Linked DNA regions of Homo sapiens: region 2 is linked to region 1. A link is an interaction called in ENCODE POLR2A ChIA-PET data of the cell type or tissue named here. Cell type or tissue: PC-9. All regions are shown on one strand. Links, peaks and the distances in the headings refer to the core of each region. The heading gives the core; the rest is flanking DNA. Region 1 has its middle 7.1 kb from the start of MIR4666A. Region 2 has its middle 41 kb from the start of RNF187.

What was found. ChIA-PET counts read pairs that join two places held together with the same protein. Peaks named below come from ENCODE experiments on the same cell type or tissue, not always from the same donor. Only the 100,000 strongest peaks of a DNase experiment are listed, where the experiment ranks them.
Region 2: POLR2A ChIA-PET joins it to region 1 with 5 read pairs; 7 of 35 experiments call an interaction of 5 or more read pairs at or near these places.

Annotation. Positions count from the first base shown.
Region 1 is chr1:228,463,452-228,474,984 of GRCh38, forward strand. It overlaps the pseudogene H2BC27P. Among named protein-coding and RNA genes, the nearest start is that of MIR4666A, 7.1 kb to the left of the region's middle. RefSeq lists an enhancer at 7,400-7,910. In PC-9, for the core only: CTCF peaks have their summits at 8,534 (motif pointing right) and 8,740; a DNase peak (open chromatin) is centred at 8,540.
Region 2 is chr1:228,520,395-228,537,027 of GRCh38, forward strand. No RefSeq gene overlaps it. Among named protein-coding and RNA genes, the nearest start is that of RNF187, 41 kb to the left of the region's middle. In PC-9, for the core only: no CTCF peak of the experiment used is centred there; a DNase peak (open chromatin) is centred at 10,157.

The sequences.
Region 1 (11,533 bases), core at 6,335-11,334:
TTTCCTATGATTTGCTGGAGTTTTTTTTAAAAAGCACTATATTTGCATTATTCAAAATAATCTTTCACTGTGTAATATGCGTACACACACACACACACACATTTTGGGGGTAAAATACGAGAATCCCTTAATTGGGGAAATTTTAGCTGAGTGATAAGGAGATCTGTGAGCCTGCTGTTTTGATGTTTCAAGCAGGAAGGCGTGGCATAAAGAGCTGCTTAGGCGCAACGCTGCTGAAATGGTTTTGGCTAGAAGCTCACAGTGTCTAGTTGTGGCTAAGGAGGGAGGAAAGGGGCGGGAGAAGAACGGACCCAAGCGCCTCCGCCCAGACGGCGCGATAACCCCCTCACCTCCAACCCCGGACCTCAGTGAGCACGTCCTCCAGTCTCAGCCGCCAGGAGGCACTGGGGGCGGGGACGTGGCACAAGATCTTCCCGGAGGTGACCCACGCTCCTCGCGCGCAGGGCGTAAGCCACACACAGATCTTTGGATGGGATCCATGGCGCAATCGCCTGTACTGCCCCCTCTCTGACTTTGCCTGTGGCCAACACAAGACGAACGCAGCCTTTCTAAGGGAAATATGCCGTTACAAACAAGAAGCCTAATTTTGTCTCTAAGACTTGCGCCCCCACGGCTCAGTCTACTTTCCCTCATTACTCCAATTGAATCACAGGTCACAACCAGACCAGGTGGCACGCTCCTTTTGGAGCTTGGAGGTGGCTCTGAAAAGAGCCTTTGGGTTCGGGGCGCCGGGACGCACCTCACTTGGAGCTGGTGTACTTGGTGACAGCCTTAGTGCCCTCGGACACGGCGTGCTTGGCCAGCTCGCCGGGCAGCAGCAGGCGCACGGCCGTCTGCACTTCGCGGGACGTGATGGTGGAGCGCTTGTTTGTAGTGCGCCAGGCGGGAGGCCTCGCTGGCGATGCGCTCGAAGATGTCATTGACGAAGGAGTTCATGATGCCCATGGCCTTGGACGAGATGCCGGTGTCGGGGTGCACCTGCTTCAGCACCTTGTACACGTAGATAGAATAGCTCTCCTTGCGGCCGCGCTTGCGCTTCTTGCCGTCCTTCTTCTGCGCCTTGGTAATGGCCTTCTTGGAGCCCTTTTTAGAAGCCGGAGCCGCCCGCGATGGCTCCGGCATGGCGAGGTGACAAGAGCGCCTAGACGAACGCGGATGCGGGGCCGGCAGGGCTATTTGCCATCTTTATATTCAAATTAAGGCTCCAAATTTGTAGTGTCTGATTGGACGGCCTGACTCCGCGGCCGCCACTGGGAGGAATTTCTGTAAATAGCAGAGTCCGGTTCTTCTTTCCTATTGGACGGCGGTCCAACCAATCCCAAGGCATATCCGCCGCGCGCCGGAGCTGAGGTTGCGCATCTTTGTTCAAAGCCTTTGTTTTAAACCTGGAGATTTTTGTGTCTGCAGCGGATCTGGAGGTAGCTAAAGAGAAACTGAAAAACGGTTGCAACCCCAAATTGAGGTCTTCTCTGGCTGTGAGGCACATACATGGGGGCATTTTTTTTTTCTGAGGCCCACAGCTAGGGAGGGGTAGTTAGTGCTTATTTAGAAGGGGAGGTGGCGGTGGGAATGGCAGTTTGCAACGACCTTAACCCTTCGTTTCTTGCCCTTCCCTCCATTCCTCCAAAGATCAAAGAGATGCATTCTTCTCAGAATTCAATTGTAAATCCAAACGGTTCGTTAGGAAATACAGAAAATAGTACAGAAAACATGCTAAGGTACTTCAATTGGAATTGTCATGAGGCAGAGTTTTAACTGGAGAAATTGAATGGGTTTCAAATGAAACTTAGTCTTTCCTATTGTTTTTAAGGTCTCCCCAAACCCCTTCGAAGTGACAGCCGTAATGCAAAGGGATTGCTATGGGCGATCTCATTTGTTTCCCGGTATCCCCGAGAGGTGGGTACTGTGATTGCTCTAACTCCGTCAGAGCGCAGGCTTATAGAAGGCACTGTCTCCGAGCTGCGCCCCTCTCCCCGCCATTCTATTAATTCCCAATGAAGAAACGTAAGGTGTTGTGTATTTCAGCTTCAACTGAAGAGCTGGTTAAAAAAGCAGAATCTCAGGCCCACTCCTATCTGATTGAGTTAGAATTTGCATTTTAAATAGACTTGTGTGCACTTGACGATTTGAGAAGCCCTAGTCCGGAGGTCATTTATCTGCCCTAGCTGGGGCAGATAATTTACCTCTCCACACCTCCATATACTCATCTGTGAAATAAGGCTGCCAGTGCCCGCCTGATAGCGTTGCTGAGCATTAATGAGTGTGAAGCAGCGGGCAGGGTGCCCAGCATCTATTTTGTGCTTAATTCCTGTTAGCGCCTTTCCTTCTTAGGACTGATCCAGCCATAAGCAGCTTGGGCTACCTCAGCAGAGCCTGCTCTATGCCCCGGGCAGATCCATCACGTAAATATGTAGCACAAACCTTTCTCTCCCACTAGCATGCTGACTAAGCTTAACTCACAGGGAAGGATGTGGCTTTCATGTCTGAGGCTCCAGAGCACAGAGTGTGGCACCAGCAGGGGCCCAGTCAGTATCTGCTTGTGAATAAGCCTGTGAGCTGAGGCAGTACCCTCTACATTCAAGTCTGTCCTCTGAGGTCTTCTGGGCATCTTGAGACTGTGGGTTCCCTGAATGGCTTTGGGCATACCCAGCATTAAGCACTTTATCTGCTTCCTTTTGAAATATGTGGTTGATTTACCAAGCATTTCTAGAGTGCTCACTAAGAGCTGGCTAGGTAACCACTTAATAAATACTTGATTCAATTTAGTTCTCAAACAGCCCTTTGACAAAGATTCTCTGCTTGGCCAAACTCTGGTCAGGCTCCAGAACCTCCTCCTGGGTCCATCTGTGCACTTTCTTGTGAAATCCAGTTTTAGGAAGAGCCCCGCTAAGTCAGTTTAACTAGAACCCCTGATTCTGAATATCTGATCGCCCTCTGTGCTATCTGATGGGGTTCCTCATCCTCCATCCCCAGGTGATATCTGATCACCCTGCCTGCCTCCAGCAAGAGCCATGTGAGGTTCGTTTACCCAGAATCCCCCTCACACCTGATGTCTTCTTCTTCTTCTTCTTCTTCTTCTTCTTCTTCTTCTTCTTCTTCTTCTTCTTCTTCTTCTTCTTCTTCTTCTTCTTCTTCTTCTTTTTGAGATGGAATCTTGCTCTGTTGCCCAGTAGCACAATCTCAGTTCACTGCAACGTCCACCTCCCGGGTTCAAATGATTTTCCTGCCTCAGCCTCCTGAGTAGCTGGGATTACAGGCATGCCTGACCATGCTAGGCTAAGTTTTGTATTTTTAGTGGAGACAGGGTTTTGCCATATTGGCCAGGCTGGTCTCAAACTGCTGACCTCAAGTGATCCACCCTCCTCAGCCTCCCAAAGTGTTAGGATTACAGGCATGAGCCACCGTACTTGGCCCTGATGTCTCCTCTTAATACTGTTCTATCCACTAATCTACCCTACTCCTGTCTATAAATTTCCACTTGTCAGTGCGGTACTCAGAATTGAGCCCAATCTCTCTACCCTGCTGCAGAATCCCACTGCAATGGTCCTAATCCTACTCCACCGTCCTGAATGAAGCCTTCCTCACCATGGTTTAACAAACGTTAATATATGTACATATATAGCACTGCTTGCCTTGGTCCTGCCAGCCCAGTGAGATGCTGGTCTTCCCACCAGGTTCTTACTAAGGCTTCCTGGCTTCCTACTGGTGTGGAAAGGTTTGAAACAAAACTTGGAGTGGGACAGGAGGTGGGCATTCTAAGGACTTTGGGTAAGAATATGTCTTTCAGGTACTAAGATTTAGGATTTGCTCTGCCCACCATATGGTGGCTGCTTGGTGGTGTCAGGAAATCAGTCCTGGTTCTCATGGGTGGTGATTGCTAGGGACTCAATGTCTGCGTTCCCTCCAAATTTCTAGGTTGAAAACCCCCATCCCCAGGGTGATGGTGTTAGAAGGTGGGGCCTTTGGGGGATGATTATGTCATGAGGGTGGAGTGGCATGGTAGGATTCATGCCCTTATAAGAAGAGACACAAGACAGCTTGCTTTTCTCTTTCTCTCTGCTGCAGGGCCCAAGGAAAAACTTTCCTATTGCCCTCTGAAGATTCACTAAAAATCAGCTGACAAAAGACAGATTAAAAGAGAAAAGGCATACACATTTATTTGATCATAGTTTAGTGTGACAAAAAAGCCTTCAGAATGAATACAGAAGAAGCTGTCTATTTTAATGCTTAGGTTCAACAAAATATGGACTGCTATGTAGAAATAGGATTGGGCATGATCTACTGCTAATACACTGAGTGGGGACATCCAGCAAGCCCTGTCTGTCTAGATTCTTCTTGGCCTCTCTGCGTGGCATTCCTTCCTCTTGGGTATGAGACAGGACCCTCTGTGGAATGGGAGTCTTATGACGTACAACCAGACAAGGTGGCCCAGAGAATTTATGGTCAGCATTTGCACAGAAAGGCAGGAGTTAGAGTAATATTTTTAGGATTTGTGTCTGGCTGTGGGGAAAAGGGGTTGCGGTTTTTATGACCTGCCTTGGGGAAGAGGTATTCTAGTTTCTATGGCCAGTCTGGGGGAGAATGGGACTGAGACAGGAAGGCAGGAGATCAGAGAAAGTTTTTTGCTTCAGAGGTCTTCATTTTAGGATATCGCTTTCTAGCACCATGTGAGGACACAGGGAGAAGATGGCTAGGTGCAAACCAGTAAGAATGACCTCACAAAACCCAACCCTGCTGACACCCTGATCTCAGACTACTAGCCTTGGATAATCAGCACTCTTTGGGGGAAAATAACGACACAAAATGTATGTGTTATGTAACTGTAATGTGCAGTTTGTATTAAATGTCTTTTGTGTGTGTGTGTGTGTGTGTGTGTGTTTTTTTTTTGAGACAGGGTCTTGCTCTGTTGCCCAGGCCAGAGTGCAGTGGTGTGATTCATAGCTCACTGCAGCCTCAAACTCCTGGGTTCAAGCAATCCTCCTATCTCAGCCTCCCAAGTAGCTGGGACTATAGGTACGTGCCACCATGCCTGGCTAATTTTTTTTTTTTTTGTAGAGACAGGGTTTTTCTATGTTTCCCACACAGGTCTCTTTTCCCCCAAAGACTTTGATAAATTTCTGTTGTTTAAGTCTCCCCTTCTGTAGCATTTTGTTAGAACAGCCTGAGCCAATTGAGACAGTGTCTCGGATCAAGACCAACATGATGTATTGGCAGACGGACACTATGGAGTAAACTTGAAGCTTTCCTCATGTGAAGAAAAGAAGGAAAAAAGAAGAGAGGGAAGGAAGGAAAAGAAAGAAAGAAGGAAGTAAAGAAAGAAGAGGGACAGTTGGGGAGACGGAGGGAGGGAAGGACAGGGAAAGAGAAAGAAAAAAGAAAAAGAAACAGTGGCCTCTAGCTTAGTGACCAGGTTTAGATGATTAAGAAAAATAATAAACACCTCCCCCCTGCCCCCCGCACTTCTTTAATCGTTCTAGAGTACAGTACTTGGGCTGGAAGCCAGTCCACAAATGTGTTGAATGAATAACTGAATGCATGAAATCAGTCCATCTTTACACCTTAGATTTTTGTGCAGCTCTAGATGATGTATGCTTCTCTACTAGGATGAGGGCTTCCTGCAGTGAGCGCTTTCCCCACCAGCCAAGAAGCCAGGTCCCTTTAAGTCTTACAAACAAGCATTTAATACAGGTGCAGCACGGTGGCTCAGGCCTGTAATCCTAGCACTTTGAGAGACCCAAGCAGGAGGATCCCTTGAGTCCAGGAGTTTAAGACCAGCCTAGCAAACATAGCGAGACCCCTGTCTCTATTTTTTTAAGCATTTAATAAAATTGCACGTTGCAATGGCAAATGCACATGCTCCATCCAGACCCCACCGGTAGAGTGGGATCTGTGTGAGGGACAGCACCCTACAGATACAGAGAGGACAGGCTTCCAGGCTTCTCAAGGACTAGAGGGAACCTTGTACGATTTAAAGCGGAGGAACTGGGAGTGGCTGAAATGACAGGGTGTGCTATGGAGTTCTGCAGGGAACATTGGGGCCTCCCGTAATGCTTGCAGGATTGCAAAGAAGGAAAAAAGGGTTTGGGCAGCCTTGCGCTTCTCAGGGCTTCCAGTTGACATCCTATGGACAAAGGCCCTCCTGCCACAGCCAAGGCGCGTTTCCATCAGGGGCGACTCCTGGGGCGCCTGAGAGCAACCTCCTCCCGGCGCGCCCCCACCCTGCTTAAAGGCACCGGGTTGCGCCGGGCCAGCACCTGGGAGCTCCCCAGCCCAGCGCTCGGAGCACGGGGGACAAAGGCCGGTGCCCCCGGGGACCTGATGCCCAAGAGGGCAGGCCCTCTGACCAAGTCGAGGAGGCACACCGGCTGATTCCCAGCGCCCACGTCCGCAGGAGCAGCTTTTGTGCTCATTTCCATTGCATTTCAGCACTTAGAAAAGAGCTGCAAATGCCAGCGACAGGTGGTGTGGATGCAGAAGCAAAGCAGGAGCATGAAAGCCAATCAGTGAAACAGAGGCAGGCCCGGGCGAGGGCACCAGCCTGGGAACCCGAGGCGTGCTCCCTGAGCAGCAGGTTTGGGGTAACCTGAACGGCGGCCTTTGGTGGCCCTGTCCACCCAGCGAAGCAGCTCCTGCCCTACAGTAGCTTTTGGCGAAAAGCTCTTCAAGGCCAGTGATCTCCCTTCCCCAAGCTAATATTATACCACAGATTTCTCTTCTTACGTACTGCAATTAAATATCTTACGGGCTGCTGACTGCGAAGCTGGTGGCTTCAAGCAGCATTTGGAGAAGATATGGAAACCGGCAACGTACCTATCACAAGACATAAGGGAATTTTATGTAATAAATAATAAATAATAAATATTTATTATTTAACCAGGAGAGGTGGTTTCCACCAGGGAAGGGAGAGCCGGGGAGTGTGCGGGGAGGGGTGCCCTACGGTGGGCTAGGAGGGGTGCAGGGGGAGTGCAGGAGGAGGTGGGCAAGTGGGGGATACCGGGGTGGGGCGGGTTGGGAGGGGAGGGGCTCTCAGATGGGAGACAAGAAGTATGCGGGGAGGAAGGGGGGTGGGGGAGGGTGGCGGGGAGGGGAGCAGGAGTTGGGGGAGGGGCTCCGGGGGATGGGTGGGGAGGGGAGCTGGACTGATCCCCGATTTACCCTGAGGAACACGCAAGCCGGCCTCCTCCACCCTGTAAACCCCGAAGCAGCCTCATCCCTGTGCCACACGGGGGTCGAGAAATCTTGGTGACATGCAAAGATTGGGGAGAAAACATTAAGGCGCAAACGTGCATGAAATACAACAAATTCCAAACTCAGAAATAAAACCGAGGGTCGCAGAGAGGCAGCGGAATGAAGGGTGGCTTTGGAAAGCTCGAGAAGGCGCATCAGCCAATTGGTTTGTGGTGTGAGGCGGGTGAGAATGAATTTAGAACCAACTGGATACTGCACCCCTCAGTATTGGGGCGTCACAGCACCGCGGCACCCCTGCACTGCGTACCCATCTTCCCCGGCACCCCTGCAGCCCCAGCATCCCAACACTCCTGCACTCTGGTGCCGGGGCTTCCCTCTATCCCTGGCACCCCTGTGAACTCAGCACCACACCATTTGACAACTCTGCTCCCGGCACCCCTGCACTTCTGCACTCGGGTACCACTGCACCCCTGCATTCATATCCTCTGCCCCCACACCCCTGTAACCCCAGCACCCCCAGCATCCCTGCAACTGGTGACCCTTATAATCCCAGCAGCACCCCATCTGACACCCTTGCGTCCGGCACCCCAGCACTGCGGTACCCCGGCATTCGTGAAGCAGAGCACCCTGGCGCCGCATGCCCTGAGCCTGGGCTGCCCCTTCGCGCAGGAACCCAAGACGGAACCCACTCGCGTTGCGCCCGAGGAGGTGCGAGGCTGGTCCGCCAGACCCGCCCAGCACGTCACCAACACACCTAAGGAAGCCGGCTCCGGTGCCGCCTCCGTGGGGCGCAGGCTGGAGATGAAGGTCCAGGTCTCTGGACTGCGCAGAAACGCTTTTCCCAGAACCGCCCAAGACATTAACTAGGTGAAGTGGGTTATTTTCCCGAGTGCATTTGACGCTTCTTTCCCAGGCCGGGATGGGAAAATGGGCTGGCCACCGGGTCCCTGTCCATCTGTGTCCTCCAAAGGAGGCTGGAGGATCACTTGGGGCCAGGAGTTCAAAACCAGCTTGGGTGACACGACATAGCGAGACCTCGTCTCTACAAAAAAATTTAAAAAGTTAACGGGCGTGGTGGCCTGCGCCTATCGTCCCCCAGCTACTTGGGAGGATGAGGCGGGGCCATCGCTTGAGCTTGGGAGTAGGGGGCTGCAGTGAGCTGTGATCGTGCCATTGCAGTCCAGCGTAGGTGACAAAGCAAGATACTGCCTCCAAAAAAAAAAAAAAAAGCTAACCTGAGTCTAGACTGGACTCCCCAGCCAAGTCTTCTAGTCTTGTTTTGTAGCCTCAGATTCTGCACCCTGCTGTCTTCTTAAGTCACCCCTAGGGGGCATTTTGTTCCAGTGGAAGAGCAGAATATGCCTCCTGCAAGATGAGGGATTGTTGGGCTCAGGGCAATGGAGAAGAAAGTATACAGGAGAGCTCACTGCCCTCCCTCTGGGTGGCTAAAAGCAGGACATGGATTTACAGAAGGCATCCAGCCCCCACCCCACTTCACCAGGGAGAAGGGAGGTTAGCACTGAAGACAACTTTGCACCTTTATTGACTGGAGATGCTACCAGGGGATCTGCATTAGCAAGGGCTACTAACTAGACTTCATGTGTCCTTTATGTGCCTTTCTCCAAGTTGCTGTTCCTAGAGACTCAAAGTTCATCTCTCTTATCTTGTCACTTCTCTGCAGATTTACTGTTCTTTGTTGAAGATACCATAAAAGCGGGAATTCAAAGCCACCTCTTTGAGGACTACCCATTCTCTGGGGGCCACGCATGTATCTAGGAAAGGTAGCTGCTAGTAAGCTGCTATTTGTGCCTCTTGCTAATGTGTCTTTTATAACAGGGGTCAGTTTCAACTAAGAATTGATGGGGTGGAGGGTATTTTCCCCCTACATGATGTCATTAATGTGCTGGACCATCAAATAAATTCTAACACGTAATCAAAAAATTCTTCCTTCCAGAAAAGTAAGAAACTCCTATACTTTCTCTAGCAGGAGGGCTGTGGCCTGTTTGGTTTGCTATTTTAACCGTTTATCTACCCTGTGCCTACACCTGCATGGGTTCTCAACTGTACAGCTGACCCTTGAGCAACCAGAGTTTGACCTTTGAGGGTTACCGATACACCGCTTTTCTCCAGCCTTTGCTACCCCTATCCCTGAGACAGCGAGATGAAGCCCTCCTCTCCTTCCTCCTCCTCTGCAGCCTCTCAGTGTGAAGACCACGAGGATGACCTTTATGATGATTCACTTCCTTTTCATGAATAGTAACTACATGTTCTCTTTCTTAGGACTTTCTTAATAACATTTTCTTTCCTCTAGCTTACCGTATTGTAAGGACACAGTATGTAATATATAGAACATTCAAAATTTGCCTCAATCGACTGCTTATGTTATTGGTAAGGCTTCCAACAGTAGCCTATTAGTAGTTAAGTTTTGGGGGAGTCAAATTATATGTGAAGGCCAGGCACCATGGCTCACGCCTGTAATCCCAACATTTTGGGAGGCCAAAGTGGGAGGATTGCTTGAGGCCAGGAGTTTGAGACCAGCCTGGGCAACATAGCAAGATCACATCTGCACAAAAAAATAAAAAATACAAAATTTACCTGGCCATGGTGGCTCAGGCCTGTGGTTCCAGCTATTTGAGAGACTGATGTGGGAAGACTGCTTGGGCTCAGGAGTTCGAGGCTGCAGTGAGCTGTGATTACACTCCAGTATGGGCGACAGAGTGAGACCCCAACTCAAAAAAAAGTTATACTTGGATTTTCAACTGGACAGGGGTCAGCACCCTTAACCCACGCTGCCTTGTCCAAGGGAGAGCTGTGCATCCAATTACACAAGTGCTTTCTGAATGCTTTTCCCTCCTGTTCTTCCTGTCTAGCTTCTAACACCACCCTGTCCCCACCTGTAGTAACAACTTCCCTAAATTCCTCCTTATGGGCTATACAATTTTTGGGGAGAGGGTTTCCCAAAATGTGGTTCTGATATCCACACACCTACCTAACATTTCTTACTCTACATCCTCAGGGGGCTGGTCTCGAACTCCTGACCTCAAGTGATCCTCCTGCCTTGGCCTCCCAAAGTCCTGGGATTACAGGTGTGAGCCACCGTGTCCGGCCCCCAGTGAGATTTAAAAACACTCCTCAAAGGCTCCAGCCTCAAGCTGAATCTTCTACAAAACTGAACTCACCTTCTCACCCCAGCTCTCCACTCCAAGGGACGCACACCACATAGAAACCCTGGTGGTGTCATCTCACTCTTCTCCATTTCTAGTCAATGGCCACACTTCTCTCCCTAGCTCAGCACCATGGTGCTGCTCACACACGGGCAGGCATTCTAGATGAGTCCCCCATCTGGCCTAGGAACTTCCTCCCTGGCACTTGGTCTCCCTCCAACCAGTTCATGTTTCTGCATTGGGGCACTGAGAAATTCCAGCACCTGGTCACATCTCTATTGTGTAAGCCCTCACTATGTACATGGTCCCTGGATGCCCCACCCACAATCCTAATCCTGCAGCCCAGCCAGGACTCCCTGCCATCTCTTCTTCTGGGCCTCCTCTCACTTTTTAAAAATAGAATTAAAGGCCGGGCACGGTGGCTCACACCTGTAATCCCAGCACTTTGGGAGGCTGAGGTGGGTGGATCACGAGGTCAGGAGATCGAGACCATCCTGGCTAACACGATGAAATCCCGTCTCTGCTAAAAAATACAAAAAATTAGCTGGGCATGGTGGTGGGCGCCTGTAGTCCCAACTACTCGGGAGGCTGAGGCAGGAGAATGGTGTGAGCCCAGGAGCTTGCAGTGAGCTGAGATCGTGCCACTGCCCTCCAGAGTGGGAGAGAGAGCTAGACTCCATCTCAAAAAAAATAAAAATAAAAATAAAAAATTAAAAAAAAAATTACTCAGGTACAGTGAGGCCAACAGATCAGGAGACAAACACCATTGAAAAGATAGTTTATTACTCACAGTTCCCAAGAGGAGGGGTTTGCTATTGCTAAGCCTTCGATGCCACGAGGGATAGCGCCAGGGTCAGTTAAGAGGCAGATGGAGGGAGGGGAAAGTGTGGGCAGGAGCCTTTACTGTGGCTTTCACTGGAAGGAGCAGGCAAGGCAGACTAAGCTAGCTCACAATGGCTGGTTTGAATAAGCCCAGCAGGCTCTGGGTACCTAACCTTGGGATGCTTTGGGCCACACACCAAGAAAGCAATTCTATAGATTCCCCAGTGGACACCAGCTGGGTGTCCTCCAATGCAATGCAATTCCGACAGCAGAAAAATGCAAATGGGAAATTTTTAAAAGAGTCTTCAGTTTTGGCAGGTTGGCAATATGTGTAGGTA
Region 2 (16,633 bases), core at 7,065-12,064, 58 kb after region 1:
ACTCATATGGGAACAAAAAGGCCTCAGAATACCACAATGCTCTTGAAAAAGACCAAAAAAGGAAGACTCACACTTCAGTTTTAAAACTTGCCTCAAAGCAACAGTAATCTAGATTGTATACTAATGGCACAAGAAAAGTCCTTTATATCAATGAAAGACAACAGAGTCCAGGAAGAGTGAGGTGAGTATAATGGCAGAATGAGCTTCTCCAAACACCTCTCCTTGCAGAGAAACATGGAAAAACAAGCAGAATGGCCAGGAATAACTTTGTCAAAATTCTTGAATACTGTCAAAGGTTTTTTTTTTTTTTATACTTTAAGTTTTAGGGTACATGTGCACAACGTGCAGGTTAGTTACATATGTATACATGTGCCATGTTGGTGTGCTGCACCCATTAACTCGTCATTTAACATTAGATATATCTCCTAATGCTATCCCTCCCCCCTCCCCCCACCCCACAGCAGGCCCTGGTGTGTGATGTTCCCCTTCCTGTGTCCATGTGTTCTCATTGTTCAATTCCCACCTATGAGTGAGAACATGCGGTGTTTGGTTTTTTGTCCTTGCGATACTTTGCTGAGAATGATGGTTTCCAGCTTCATCCATGTCCCTACAAAGGACATGAACTCATCATTCTTTATGGCTGCATAGTATTCCATGGTGTATATGTGCCACATTTTCTTAATCCAGTCTATCATTGTTGGACATTTGGGTTGGTTCCAAGTCTTTGCTATTGTGAATAGTGCCACAATAAACATACGTGTGCATGTGTCTTTATAGCAGCATGTTTTATAATCCTTTGGGTATATACCCAGTAATGGGATGGCTGGGTAAAATGGTATTTCTGGTTCTAGATTCCTGAGGAATTGCCATACTGACTTCCACAATGGTTGAACTAGTTTACAGTCCCACCAACAGTGTAAAAGTGTTCCTATTTCTCCACATCCTCTCCAGCACCTGTTGTTTCCTGACTTTTTAATGATCGCCATTCTAACTGGTGTGAGATGATATCTCATTGTGGTTTTGATTTGCATTTCTCTGATGGCCAGTGATGATGAGCATTTTTTCATGTGTCTTTTGGCTGCATAAATGTCTTCTTTTGAGAAGCCTCTGTTCATATCCTTTGCCCACTTTTTGATGGGGTTGTTTGTTTTTTTCTTGTAAATTTGTTTGAGTTAATTGTAGATTCTGGATATTAGCCCTTTGTCAGATGAGTAGATTGCAAAAATTTTCTCCTATTCTACAGAATGGTTGCCTGTTCATTCTGATGGTAGTTTCTTTTGCTGTGCAGAAGCTCTTTAGTTTAATTAGATCCCATTTGTCAATTTTGGCTTTTGTTGCCATTGCTTTTGGTGTTTTAGACATGAAGTCCTTGCCCATGCCTATGTCCTGAATAGTATCGCCTAGGTTTTCTTCTAGGATTTTTATGGTTTTAGGTCTAACATTTAAGTCTTTAATCCATCTTGAATTAATTTTTGTATAAGGTGTAAGGAAGGGATCCAGTTTCAGCTTTCTACATATGGCTAGCCAGTTTTCCCAGCACCATTTATTAAATAGGGAATCCTTTTCCCATTTCTTGTTTTTGTCAGGTTTGTCAAAGATCAGATAGTTGTAGATATGTGGCATTATTTCTGAGGTCTCTATTCTGTTCCATTGGTCTATATCTCTGTTTTGGGACCAGTACCATGCTGTTTTGGTTACTGTAGCCTTGTAGTGTAGTTTGAAGTCAGGTAGAATGATGCCTCCAGCTTTGTTCTTTTGGCTTAGTATTGACTTGGCAATGCGGGCTCTTTTGTGGTTCCATATGAACTTAAGTAGTTTTTTCCGATTCTGTGAAGAAAGTCATTGGTAGCTTGATGGGGATGGCATTGAATCTATAAATTACTTTGGGCAGTATGGCCATTTTCATGATATTGATTCTTCCTACTCATGAGCATGGAATATTCTTCCATTTGTTTGTATCCTCTTTTATTTCATTGAGCAGTGGTTTGTAATTCTCCTTGAAGAGGTCCTTCACTTCCCTTGTAAGTTGGATTTCTAGGTATTTTATTCTCTTTGAAGCAATTGTGAATGGGAGTTCACTCATGATTTGGCTCTCTGTTTGTCTGTTACTGGTGTATAAGAATGCTTGTGATTTTTGCACATTGATTTTGTATCCTGAGACTTTGCTGAAGTTGCCTATCAGCTTAAGGAGATTTTGGGCTGAGACGATGGGGCTTTCTAGATATACAATCATGTCATCTGCAAACAGGGACAATTTGACTTCCTCTTTTCCTAATTGAATACCCTTTATTTCCTTCTCTTGCCTGATTGCCCTGGCCAGAACTTCCAACACTATGTTGAATAGGAGTGGTGAGAGAGGACATCCCTGTCTTGTGCCAGTTTTCAAAGGGAATGCTTCCAGTTTTTGCCCATTCAGTATGATATTGGCTATGGGTTTGTCATAGATAGCTCTTATTATTTTGAGATACATCCCATCAAGATCTAATTTATTGACTTTTTAGCATGAAGCATTGTTGAATTTTGTCAAAGACCTTTTCTGCATCTATTGAGATAATCATGTGGTTTTTGTCGTTGGTTCTGTTTATATGCTGGATTACATTTATTGATTTGCGTATGATGAACCAGCCTTGCATTCCAGGGATGAAACCCACTTGATCATGGTGGATAAGCTTTTTGATGTGCTGCTGGATTTGGTTTGCCAGTATTTTATTGAGGATTTTTGCATTGATGTTCATCAGGGATATTGGTCTGAAATTCTCTTTTTTTGTTGTGTCTCTGCCAGGCTTTGGTATCAGGATGATGGTGGCCTCATAAAATGAGTTAGGGAGGATTCCCTCTTTTTCTATTGATTAGAATACTTTCAAAAGGAATGGTACCAGCTCCTCCTTGTACCTCTGGTAGAATTCGGCTGTGAATCCATCTGGTCCTGGACTTTTTTTGATTGGTAAGCTATTAATTATTGCCTCAATTTCAGAGCCTGTTATTGGTCTATTCAGAGATTCAACTTATTCCTGGTTTAGTCTTGGGAGGGTGTATGTGTCGAGGAATTTATCCATTTCTTCTAGATTTTCTAGTTTATTTGCATAGAGGTGTTTACAGTATTCTCTGATGGTAGTTTGTATTTCTGTGGGATTGGTGGTGATATCCCCTTTATCATTTTTTATTGCATCTATTTGATTCTTCTCTCTTTTCTTTATTAATCTTGCTAGCAGTCTATCAATTTTGTTGATCTTTTAAAAAAAACCAGCTTCTGGATTCATTGATTTTTGAAGGGTTTTTTGTGTCTCTATTTCCTTCAGTTCTGCTCTGATCTTAGTTATTTCTCGCCTTCTGCTAGTTTTGAATGTGTTTGCTCTTGCTTCTCTAGTTCTTTTAATTGTGATGTTAGGGTGTCAAGTTTAGATCTTTCCTGCTTTCTCTTGTGGGCATTTAGTGCTATAAATTTCCCTCTACACACTGCTTTGAATGCATCCCAGAGATTCTGGTATGTTGTGTCTTTGTTCTCATTGGTTTCAAAGAACATCTTTATTTCTGCCTTAATTTCGTTATGTACCCAGTAGTCATTCAGGAGCAGGTTGTTCAGTTTCCATGTAGTTGAGTGGTTTTGAGTGAGTTTCTTAATCCTGAGTTCTAGTTTGATTGCACTGTGGTCTGACAGACAGTTTGTTATAATTTCTGTTCTTTTACATTTGCTGAGGAGAGCTTTACTTCCAACTATGTGGTCAATTTTGGAATAGGTGTGGTGTGGTGCTGAAAAGAATGTATATTCTGTTGAATTGGGGTGGAGAGTTCTGTAGATGTCTATTAGGTTCGCTTGGTCCGGAGCTGAGTTCAATTCCTGGATATCCTTGTTAACTTTCTGTCTTGTTGATCTGTCTAATGTTGACAGTGGGGTGTTAAAATCTCCCATTATTATTGTGTGGGAGTCTAATTCTCTTTGTAGGTCTCTAAGGACTTGCTTTATGAATCTGGGTGCTCCTGTATTGGGTGCATATATATTTAGGATAGTTAGCTCTTCTTGTTGAATTGATCCCTTTACCATTATGTAATGGCCTTCTTTGTCTCTTTTGATCTTTGTTGGTTTAAAGTCTGTTTTATCGGAGACTAGGAATGCAACCCCTACCTTTTTTTGTTTTCCATTTGCTTGGTAGATCTTCCTCCATCCCTTTATTTTGAGCCTATGTGTGTCTCTGCCTGTGAGATGGGTTTCCTGAATACAGCACACTGATGGGTCTTGACTCTTTATCCAATTTGCCAGTCTGTGTCTTTTAATTGGAGCATTTAGCCCATTTACATTTAAGGTTAATATTGTTATGTGTGAATTTGATCCTGTCATTATGATGTCAGCTTGTTATTTTGCTCGTTAGCTGATGCAGTTTCTTCCTAGCCTCGATGGTCTTTACAATTTGGCATGTTTTTGCAGTGGCTGGTACCAGTTGTTCCTTTCCATGTTTAGTGCTTCCTTCAGGAGCTCTTGTAAGGCAGGCCTGGTGGTGACAAAATCTCTCAGCATTTGCTTGTCTGTAAAGGATTTTATTTCTCCTTCACTTATGAAGCTTAGTTTGGCTGGATATGAAATTCTGGGTGGAAAATTCTTTTCTTTAAGAATGTTGAATAGTGGCCCCCACTCTCTTCTGGCTTGTAGAGTTTCTGCCGAGAGATCAGCTGTTAGTCTGATGGGCTTCCCTTTGTGGGTAACCCGACCTTTCTCTCTGGCTGCCCTTAACATTTTTTCCTTCATTTCAACTTTGGTGAATCTGACAATTATGTGTCTTGGAGTTGCTGTTCTCGAGGAGTATCTTTGTGGCATTCTCTGTATTTCCTGAATCTGAATGTTGGCCTGCCTTGCTAGGTTGGGGAAGTTCTCCTGGATAATATCCTGTAGAGTGTTTTCCAACTTGGTTCCATTCTCCCCGTCACTTTCAGGTACACCAATCAGACGTAGATTTGGTCTTTTCACATAGTCCCATGTTTCTTGGAGGCTTTGTTCGTTTCTTTTTATTCTTTTTTCTCTAAACTTCTCTTCTTGCTTCATTTCATTCATTTGATCTTCCATCACTGATACCCTTTCTTCCAGTTGATCAAATTGGCTACTGAGGCTTGCGCATTCATCATGTAGTTCTCCTGCCATGGTTTTCAGCTCCATCAGGTCCTTTAAGGACTTCTCTGCATTGGTTATTCTAGTTAGCCATTCGTCTAATTTTTTTTCAAGGTTTTTAACTTCTTTGCCATTGGTTCGAACTTCCTCATTTAGCTTGGTGTGGTTTGATTGTCTGAAGCCTTCTTCTCTCACCTCATCAAAGTCATTCTCCATCCAGCTTTGTTCTGTTGCTGGTGAGGAGCTGCGTTCCTTTGGAGGAGGAGAGGCACTCTGCTTTTTAGAGTTTCCAGTTTTTCTGCTGTTTTTTCCCCATCTTTGTAGTTTTATCTACCTTTGGTCTTTGATAATGGTGACATACAGATGGGTTTTGGTGTGGATGTCCTTTCTGTTTGTTAGTTTTCCTTCTAACAGTCAGGACCCTCAGCTGCAGGTCTGTTGGAGTTTGCCGGAGGTCCAGTCCAGACCCTGTTTGCCTGGGTATCAGCAGCAGAGGCTGCAGAACAGCGGATATTGGTGAACAGCAAGTGTTGCTGCCTGATGGTTCCTCTGGATGTTTTGTCCCAGAGGAGTACCCGGCCGTGTGAGATGTCAGTCTGCCCCTACTGGGGAGTGCCTCCCAGTTAGGCTACTTGGGGGTCAGGGACCCACTTGAGGAGGCAGTCTGTCCATTCTCAGATCTCCAGCTGCATGCTGGGAGAATTGCTACTCTCTTCAAAGCTGTCAGACAGGGACATTTAAGTCTGCAGAGGTTTTTGCTGCCTTTTGTTTGGCTATGCCCTGCCCCCAGAGGTGGAGTGTACAGAGGCAGGCAGGCCTCCTTGAGCTGTGGTGGGCTCCACCCAGTTCGAGCTTCCAGGCTGCTTTGTTTACCTAATCAAGCCTTGGCAATGGCGGGCGCCCCTCCCCCAGCCTCACTGCCACCTTGCCGTTTGATCTCAGACTGCTGTGCTAGCAATGAGCAAGGCTCTGTGGGTGTCGGACCCTCCAAGCCAGGTGCAGGACATAATCTCCTGGTGTGCCATTTTCTAAGACCATTGGAAAAGCGCAGTATTAGGGTGGGAGTGACCCGATTTTCCAGGTGCCGTCTGTCACCCCTTTCTTTGACTAGGAAAGGGAATTCCCTGACCCCTTGCACTTCCCGGGTGAGGGGATGCCTCGCCCTGCTTTGGCTCATGCTCGGTGCGCTGCACCCACTGTTCTGCACCCACTTTCCAACACTCCCCAGTGAGATGAACCCAGTACCTCAGATGGAAATGCAGAAATCACCCATCTTCTGCGTCGCTCATGCTGGGAGCTGTGGACTGGAGCTGTTCCTATTTGGTCATCTTGGCTCCACCCCCCTCAAAACTGTCAAGGGTTTACAGGAACCAGGTAAAGAAGAATAAACAACAGTGAAAAATGGAAGGAAAGCCTGGTGGATAGTTTACTTGTCCTTGCTCCAACCTCTCCTTGGCTTGGTGCCAGTCTTTTAGACAACAACCTGAGTTCCCAGTGTGGGGCCCTGGTCACACGTTCCAGAGGGAGTGGAGATCTTATTTGCAAATTATCATGTTTCTATGTTCCAATCTATCTGGGGGCTACGTAAAGTTCTGAAACAAGGCTCTCATCTGTTTTGTCCAAGTCAGAACCCAGTCAATGTGGAAATCTGGCAGGAATTGCTTGGAAGTGTTAAGTAAGGCTGGGCATGGTGGCTCAGGCATGTAATCTCAGTACTTTGGGAGGCTGAGGTGGGTGGATTACTTGAGGTCAGGAGCTCAAGACCAGCCTGACCAACATGGCAAAACCCTGTCTCTACTAAAAGTACAAAAATTAGCCAGGCACGGTGGTACACAGGTGTAGTCCCAGCTACTTGGAAGGGTGAGGCATGAGAATTGCATGAACCCAGGAGGCAGAGGTTGTAGTGAGCTGAGATCTTGCCACTGCACTCCAGCCTAGAGGACAGAGCAAGACTCCATCTGAAAAAAAAAAAAGAACAAAGAAGATGTTAAATAAATAAAAAGTCTGCTGCTACCTGGAAGAATACATTACAATATTGTATGTATTGACATCTACAATAGACCATATATACAGCTCAGGGGGAGAAACAGGAGTGAACATTTCTTTTAGAAATTAGGGTATTCAAAAGCACCCAGGTATACTGGGGAATTGAGAAAGCCCTATGCATGCCTGGAGCCAGGGGACATTGTCTGATAAGACCTAAAGACCTAAAGAAAGCCTTATTTTCAGCACTGGCTGATCACCAGGCACAGTTCAACAGAAAGCAAAGACTGGAGCAGTTGTTGACAGCCTGGACACGTTAAAGGAATGCCCCAGCACAGAGCCAGTCACAGAAAGAGGAAGAGGCGAGATTTTGTTTCTTCTTCTTTTTTTCTTTCTTTCTTAGCTCCTGGCATTCAAGCAAATTGCTGTCAAAACACTCAATAAACACGAGCCACAGATACAGACACCAGCAAGTACATACAAGTAATACGGTCTCCGCAAAAACACTCTGGAAAAGTAACGAAATGAATGACAACTATAGCCTTCAAAAAACAAGAACAGCAAGTGCTAGAGAATGGGGAGAGTTTCACTTTCCTTAGCCCCGGGAGGGCAGCTCAGCTTTACTTTGAGAGTAGGGTAGCTTTGAGGGCCCTGATGGATGGACCACCAGCCTGGGCACAGTGGTGCTGGGGGCATGCAGCTAGGACCAGGGGCTGTCCGCTCAAGCCTGTCCCATTGTACTAAACGAGACCAAATTGTAGGTTGTGCGCTTATGTGAGGGTGAGCCCAATGTGCCCTGCGATGGATCCCGTGACACTGTTTACATGACCTATTTGTGTGGTTACATAGCCTTTTATTTAAAAGACAGAAACCCCTTTTACGAAGTTATTAAATTAATTATATGTTTAAATGTTAAAGAAAAAAAGAGCTGCAGAGTGTTTATAAAACTGTCTTTTAGAAAAAAACAGGCAAGAAGACGATTTAACCATCTAAATGGAAAAGGGAAGAAAGTATAATAGAAACTTTGCTAGTTAAAAAAAAAGAAAAACAATCCCAAAAAAGTCCCTTTCTTGTAAACTTACAGAAAATTCTTTGTGGCTGTTGGAGTTTAGTTTGTACATACACAGAGTTATCAGACATTATTTATAAAACTTAGTTTAAAAAAGACAAAAAAAAAAAAAAAAAAGCCAAGCTGTGAGCCAACCAGAAGGCCATGCTCTTGGATATCTTTTGCAACTGTACCAAAACTGACTTACTCCTCTGCCCTTCCTGCGTCTGTCTGTTGCCAGTGCTGTGGTGTCGTCTGTGCCTGTTGAGGTTTTGTGCAGTGGTAAAGTGCTGGTGCTTCTGGTGACCTTTGACCTGTGGGTGTCACTTCTTGTGCCTGTTTCCCATGTCCAATTTTTTGAGTTTAGTTGTGCTTTTGCTTCTGCTGCCTTGCTGGACATAAGCTGGGGTGCTGGGTGGCACCTGCTGCATCAGAGCTTGAGGAGTCTGTGCCCACCAGTAGCCACTGGTCCCTAGAAGGTGAGATGTGGGGTTGTGTCATGCCCACTCCACTGAACCTTGGCTATATCTGTGTTTGGGCTTGGGCTAACCTGGGGGCAGGGTAGGTGAAATTAGGGGTTCATTGGGGTCCCCCACACTGCTTCCACATGCACCACCTCTGTCCTTGGATGGTGGCATTGCAGGGGCCAAGGAGTCACTGTGGAGTCACCGGGGTTGGCCAGGTATCTCTATCCATAGAATGCCTGAGGTCATGCAGGTGTCTCTATCATTAGAATGCCTGGGGTCAGCCAGGAGTCTTTCCTGTTAGAATACCTAGAGTCAGCCAGGTGTCTCTATCCTTAGAATGTCTGAGGTTGCCCAGGTGTCTCTATCATTAGAATGCCTGGAGTCTGCCAGGGGTCTCTCCCGTTAGAATGCCTGGGGTCAGCCAGGTGTCTTTATCCTTAGAATGCCTGAGGTCCCCCAGGTGTCTCTAAAATCAGAAAGCCTAGGTCCAACCACTAGTCTCTCCTGTTAACATGCATGGGGCCGGCCATGTGTGTCTATCCTTAGAATGCCTGAGGCCACCAAGTTGTCTCTATCCTTAGAATGCCTGAGGTTGCCCAGGTGTCTCTATCATTAGAATGCCTGAGGTCAGCCAGGAGTCTCTCCCATTAGAATGCATGGGGTCGGCCAGCTGTCTGTATCCTTAGAATGCCTGAGGTCCCCCAGGTGTCTCTATACTAATAATGCCTGTGGTTGGCCAGGAATCTTTATCATTAGAATGCCTGGGGCCGGCCAGATGTCTGTATCCTTAGAATGCCTGAGGTCCCCCAGGTGTCTCTATAATAATAATGCCTGTGGTTGATCAGGAATCTTTATCATTAGAATGCCTGGGGTCGGCCAGGAGTCTCTCCTGTTAAAATGCCTGGGGTTGGTTAGGTGTCTCTATCCTTAGAATGCCTGAGGTTGCCCAGGTGTCTCTATGATTAAAATGCCTGGGGTCAGCCAGGAGTCTCTATCATTAGAATGCCTGGGATAGGCCAGGAGTCTCTCCTGTTGAAATGCCTGGGGTGGGCCAGATGTCTCTGTTTTTAGAATGACTAAGTTTGACCAGGTATCTCTCTCATTAGAATTCCTGAGTTCAGCCAAAAGTCTGTCTCTTTAGAATGCCTGGAATTGGCCAGGTGTCTCCATCCTTAGAATACCTGAGGTTGCCCAGGTGTCTCTATCATTAGAATGCCTGGGGTCAGCCAGAAGTCTCTATCATTAGAATGCCTGGGGTAGGCCAGAAGTCTCTCCTGTTAGAATGCCTAGGTCAGCCAGGTGTCTCTATCCTTTGAATGCCTGAGGTCACCCAGGTGTCTCTATCATTAGAATGTCTGGGGTGGGCCAGGAATCTCTATTATTAGAATGCCTGGGGTCAGCCAGGAGTCTCTCCCATTAGAATGCCTGGGGTCGGCCAGGAGTCTCTCCCGTTAGGATGCCTGGAGTCAGCCAGGTGTCTCTATCATTAGAATGCCTGTGGTTGGCAAGGAGTATCTCCCATTAGAATGCCTGGATTGGGCCAGGTGTCACTATTCTTAGAATGCCTGAGGTCACCCAGGTGTCTTTATCATTACAATGCCTGGGGCTGGCCAGGAGTATCTATCACTAGAATGCCTGTGGTTGGCCAGGAGTATCTATCACTAGAATGCCTGTGGTTGGCCAGGAATCTCTCCCATTAGAATTACTGGGGTCGGCCAGGTGTCCCTATTTTTAGAATGCCTGAGGTCACCCAGGTATCTCCATCATTAGAATGTCTGGGGATGGCCTAGAGTCTCTGGATAGAGTGCCTGGGGTCAGCCAGGTGTCTCCATCCTTAGAATGCCTGAGGCCACCCAGGTGTCTTTATAACTAGAGTGTCTTGAGTTGGCCAGCAGTCTCTATCATTACAATGCCTGGGGTTGGCTAGGAGTCTCTCCCAATAGGATGCCTGGGGTCGGCCAGGTGTCTCTACCCTTAGAATGCCTGAGGTTGCCCAGGTGTCTCTATCATTAGAATGCCTGGTGTCAGCCATGAGTCTCTACCATTACAATGCCTGGGGCCGGCCAGGTGTGTCTATCTTTAGAATGCCTGGAATCAGCCAAGAGTCTCTATCATTAGAATGCCTGGGGTCAGCCAGGAGTCTCTCCTGTTAGAATGTCTGAGGTCAACCAGGTGTCTCTATTCTTAGAATGCCTGAGGTCACGAAGCATCTCTATCAGTAGAATGCCTGAGGTCAGCCTGGAGTCTCTCTCTTCAGAATGCCTGGGGTTGGCCAGGTGTCTCTACCCTTAGAATGCCTGAGGTTGCACAGATGTCTCTATCATTAGAATGCCTGAGGTTGGACTGAAGTCTTCATCATTAGAATGCCCAGGGTTGGCCAGCTGTCTATACCCTTAGAATGCCTGATGTTGCCCAGATGTCATTACCATGACATCTTAGCCATAGAATGGCTAAGGTCAGCCGGGAGTTTCTCTCATTTGAATGCCTGGGGTTGGCCAGGTATCTCTATCCTTAAAATGCCTGAGGTCACCCAGGCGTGTCTGCCATTAGAATGCATGGGGTAGGCCAGGAATCTCAGTCATTAGAATGCCTGGGGTCAGCCAGGGGTCTATATCATTAGAATGTCTGAATTTGGCCAGGAGTCTCTCTTGTTGGAATGCCAGTTGTCTCTACCTTTAGAATGTCTGATGTCGCTGAGGTGTTTCTATCATTAGAATGCCTGGGGTTGGTCAGGAGTCTCTCCTGTTATATCATTAGATATATCATTAGGGTCTATATCATTAGAATGTCTGAATTTGGCCAGGAGTCTCTCTTGTTAGAATGCCAGTTGTCTCTATCTTTAGAATGTCTGATGTTGCCGAGGCGTTTCTATTGTTAGAATGCCTGGGGTCGGCCAGGTGTTGCCATCCTTAGAATGCCTGAGGTTGCCAGATGTCCCTATCATTAGAATGTCTGAAGTTGACCAGGAATCTCTTCAGTTAGAATGCTTGGGGTCAGCCAGGTGTCTCTATTCTTAGAATGCCGGAGGTAAGCCAGGTGTCTATATCATTAGAATGCCGGGGGTCAGCCAAAAGTATATATCATTAGAATGTCTGGGGTCGGCCAGGAGTATCTCCTGTTAGAATGCCTGGGGTCAGCTGGGCGGGGTGGCTCACGCCTGTAATCCCAGCACTTTGGGAGGTGAGGCGGGCAGATCACGAGGTCAGGAGATCGAGACCAGCCTGGCTAACACAGTGAAACCCCATCTCTGCTAAAAAAAAAATACAAAATATTGGCCAGGTGTGGTGGCTCACGCCTGTAATCCCACCACTTTGGGAGGCTGAGGCGGGCGGATCATGAGGTCAGAAGATCGAGACCATCCTGGCTAACATGGTGAATCCCCGTCTCTACTAAAAATACAAAAAAATTAGCCGGGTGTGGTGGCAGGCGCCTGTAATCCCAGTTACGTGGGAGGCTGAGGCAGGAGAATGGCATGAACCTGGGAGGTGGAGCTTGCAGTGAGCCAAGATCGCGCCATTGCACTCCAGCCTGGGCAACAGAGCAAGACTCCGTCCCAAAAACAAAACAAAACAAAACACACAAAAAAAATTACCTGGGCATGGTGGCAGCACCTGTAGTCCCAGCTACATGGGAGGCTGAGGCAGGAGAATGGCGTGAACCTGGAAGGTGGAGCTTGCAGTGAGCAGAGATGCGCCACTGCACTCCAGCCTGGGCAACAGAGCCAGATTCCATCTCAAAAAAAAAAAAAAAATGCCTGGGGTCGCCCAGGTGTCTCTATTATTGCCATGCCACAGGTCAGAAGAGATTCTCTCCCATTAGAATGCCTGGGGTCTCCCAGGTGTCTCCATCATTAGAATGCCTGGGGTCGCCCAGGTGTCTCTATCATGTGAATGCCTGGGGTCAGCCAGGAGTCTCTTTTTAGAATGCCTGGGGTTGCCCAGGTGTCTCTATCATTAATATGCCTGGGGTCACCCAAGTGACTCCATTATTAGAATGCCTAAGGCTGGCCATGGGTCTCTTCCATTAGAATGCCTGAGGTTGCCATGCTGTCTCCATCATTGGAATGCCTGAAGTCGGCCAGGAGTCTCTCCCATTAGAATGCCTGGGGCCACCCAGGTGTCTCTATCATTAGACTGTCTGAAGTTGCCCAGGTGTCTCGCTCATTAGAATGCCTGGGGTTGGCCAAATGTTTCTCCCATTGGAATGCCTAAGGTCGCCCAGGTGTCTCTACCATTAAAATGCCTGGGGTAGACCAGTAGTCTCTCCCATTAGAATACCTGGGGTCTCCCAGGTGTCTATTTTTAGAATGCCTGGGGTCTTCCAGATGTCTCTATAATTAGAATGCCTGGGGTTGGCCAGGGGTCTCCCCTGTTAGAATGACTGTAGTCGCAGAAGTGTCTCTATCATTAGAATGGTTGGATTTGTCCAGGAGTCTCTCCTATTAGAATGCTGAGGTCACCCAGGTGTCTCTATCATTAGAAAGCCTAGTGTCGATGAGGAGTGTCTCCCATTAAACTGCCTGGGGTCCCCCAGGTGTCTCTATCATTACAATGCCTGGGGTTGGACAGGAGTCTCTTTTATTAAAATGCCTGGGCTTGCCCAGGTGTCTCTATCATTAGAATGCCTGCAGGTGGCCAGGAATCTCCCCCATTAGAGAGCCTGTGGTTGCCAAAATGTCTCTATCATTAGAAATACTGGGTTCACCCAGGTGCCTCTATCATTAGAAAGCCTGGGTTGGCCAGGAGTCTGTCTCATTAGAATACTTGGGGTTGTCCAGGTGTTTCTATCATTACAATGCCTGGGGTCAGCCAGGAGTCTCTCCCATTAGAATGCCTGGGGTTGCCCAGGTGTCTCTATAATTAGAATGCCCGGGGTCATCCAGGTGTCTCTATCATTAGAATGCCTGCATTCAGACAAAAGATTTTTCCATTAGAATGCCTGAGGTTGCCCAGGTGTCTCTATCATTTAAATGCCTGGGGTCAGCCAATAGTCTCTCCCTTTAAAATGCCTGGGGTCATCCAGGAGCCTCTATTATTAGAATGTCAAGTGTTGCCCAGTTGTCTCTATTATTAGAATGCCTGTGGTCAGCCAGGGTTCTCTCTCATTAGAATATTTAGGGTCGCTAAGGTGTCTCTATCATTAGAATGCCTGGGGTCGGCCCAGAGTCTGTCTCCAATTTGAATGCCTGGGATCACCCGATGTCTCTATTATTAGAATGCCTGGAATTGGCCAGGAGTTTTTCTTATTAGAATGTCTAGGGTCTCCCAGGTGTCTCCATCATTATAATGCCTGGAGTCGGCTAGGAGTCTCTCAAATTAGAATGCATGGGGTTGCCCAGGTGTCTCTATCATTAGAATGCCTGGAATTGCCCAGGTGTCTTTTTCATTAGAATGCCTGGGGTCACCCAGTTGTCTCTATCATTAGAATGCCTGGGGTCAGCCAGGAGTCTCTCCCATTAGAATGCCTGGAGTTGCCCAGGTGTGTCTATCATTAGAATGCCTGGGGTCGCTTAGGTGTCTCTATCATTAGAATGCCTGCAGTCGGCAAGGAGTCTCTCCCAACAAAATGCCTGTGGTCGCTAAGATGTCCCTATCATTAGAATGCCTGGGGTCGGCAAGGAGTCTCTCCCATTAGAATGCCTGGGGTCACCCAGGCATCTCTATTATTAAAATTCCTGTACTCAACCAGGAGTCTCTCTCATTAGAATGCCTGAGTTCACCCAGGTGACTATCATTAGAATGCCTGGGGTCAGCCAGGAGTCTCTTCAGTTAGAATGCTTGAGGTCGGCCAGATGTCTCTGTCCTTAGAATGCCTGGCATTGGCCAGAAGCCTCCATCATTAGAATCCATGAGGCTGGCCAGGCATCTCTCCCATTAGAATGCCTGGGGATGGCCAGACATCTGTTTGGCCAAATAGGAGTCTCTCTGGTTAGAATGCCTGGGGTCACCCAGGTTTCTCTATCCTTAGAATGCCTGAGGTCACCAAGGTGTCTTATCATTAGGATGACTGAGGAGGGCCAGAAATCTCTCCCGTTAGAATGCCTGTTGTCGGCTAGGTGTCTATCGTTAGAATGCCTGAGTTTGCCCAGGTGTGTCTATAATTAGAATGCCTGTGGTTGGCCAGGAGTCTCTATCATTAGAATGCTTGGGGTCGGCCAGGAGTCTCTCCTGTTAGAATGCCTGGTGTTGGCCAGGTGTCTCTATTTTTAGAACGCCTGAGGTCGCCGAGGTGTCTCCATCCTTAGAATGACTGAGGTGGCCAAGGTGTCTCCATTATTAGAATGCCTGGGCTCAGCTATGAGTCTCTATCATTAGAATGCCTGGGGTCAAGCCAGGAGTCTCTCCCTTTAGAATGCTTGAATTCGGCCAGGTGTCTCTATCCTTCCAATGCCTGAGGTCGCCAAGGTGTCTCTCTGATTAGAATGCCTGGGGTCAGCCAGGTGTCTCTCCTGTTAGAATTCCTAGGGTCAGCCAGGTGTCTTTATAGAATGCCTGAGGTTGCCCAGGTGTCTCTATCATTAGAATGCCTGAGGATTCCCAGGAGTCTCTATAATTAGAATGTCTCAGGTTGGCCAAAATTCTCTCTGGTTACAATGCCTGTGGTCGGCCAGGTTTCTCTATCCTTAGAATGCCTGAGGTCACCCATGTGTCTCTATCATTAGAAGGACTGGTGTTGGCCAGGAGTCCCATTACAATGCCAGAAGTCAGCCAGGTGGCTCTATCCTTAGAATGCCTGAGGTCACACAGTTGTCTTTACCATTAGAATGCTTGGAGTTGGCCAAAAGCCTCTATCATTAGAATGCCTGGGGTCGGCCAGGAGTTTCTCCCATTAGAATGCCTGGGGGTGGGCTAGATGTCTCTGTCCTTAGAATGCAGGAGGTCGCCAAGTGTCTTTATCATTAGAATGCCTGAGGTCAGCCAGGAGTCTTTCCTGTAAGAACACCTGGGGTTGGTCACGTGTCTCTATCTTTAAAATTCCTGGGGTAGCCCAGATATCTCTATCATTAGAATGCCTGGGGTTGGCCAGGAGTCTCTCCCATAGAAAGCTGGTGGTTGCCCAGGTGTCTATCATTACAATGCCTGGAATCAGCCACGAGTATCTCCCATTAGCATGGCTGGGGTTGTCCAGGTGTCTCTACCATTAGAATGCCTGGGGTCAGCCAAGAGTCTCTCCCATTAGAATGCCTAGGGTTGAAGAGGGGTCTCTATCATTACAATGCCTGGGGTCTGCCAGGAATCTCTCCATTAGAATGCCTGGGGTCGAGAAGTTGTTACTATCATTAGAATGTCTGGGGTTGGCCAGGTGTCTCTCTGGTTAGAATGCTTGAGGTCGCCCAGCTGTCTCTATCATTACAATGCCTGGGGTTGGCCATGAGTCTCTCCAATTAGAGTGCCTGGGGTGGCCCAAGTGTTCCTATTATTATAGTGCCTGGGGTCGCTCAGGTGTTTTTATCATTAGAGTGCCTGTGGTCAGCCAGGAGTCTCTTCCATTAGAATGCCTGGGGTCGCCCAGTTGTCTCTATCATAAGAATACCAAGGGTCAGCCACGAGTCTCTCTCATTAGAATGCCTGGGGTCGCCCAGGTGTCTCTATCATTACAATGCCTGAGGTCAGCCAGGAGTCTCTCCCATTAGAATTTCTGTAGTCACCCAGGTGTCTCTGTCATTACAATGCCTGGAATCATCCACGAGTCTCTCCCATTATAATGATTGAAATCATTCCAGTGTCTCTATCATTAGAATGCCTGGGGTAACCTAAAAGTCTCTATTATTAGAATGCCTGGGTTTGGCCTGGAGTCTCTCCCATTAGAATGCTTGGGGTCTCCCACATGTCTCTTTCTGTTGGGAAAAAGCTGAGTGTTGGGAAAAAAGCTGAGGCAGGGCTTGCATGTCTGACATGATGTCCAGGGCTCAGAGCATAAAACCTCTCGTGGCCTCTGGAATGAGTCTAGACTTGCTGGCTCCTTGCTTCTAGCTTAAACTAGAAGAACATGCTCCCCATTATCTCAAGTAGCAGAATATGTCCCATATGCTTCAAA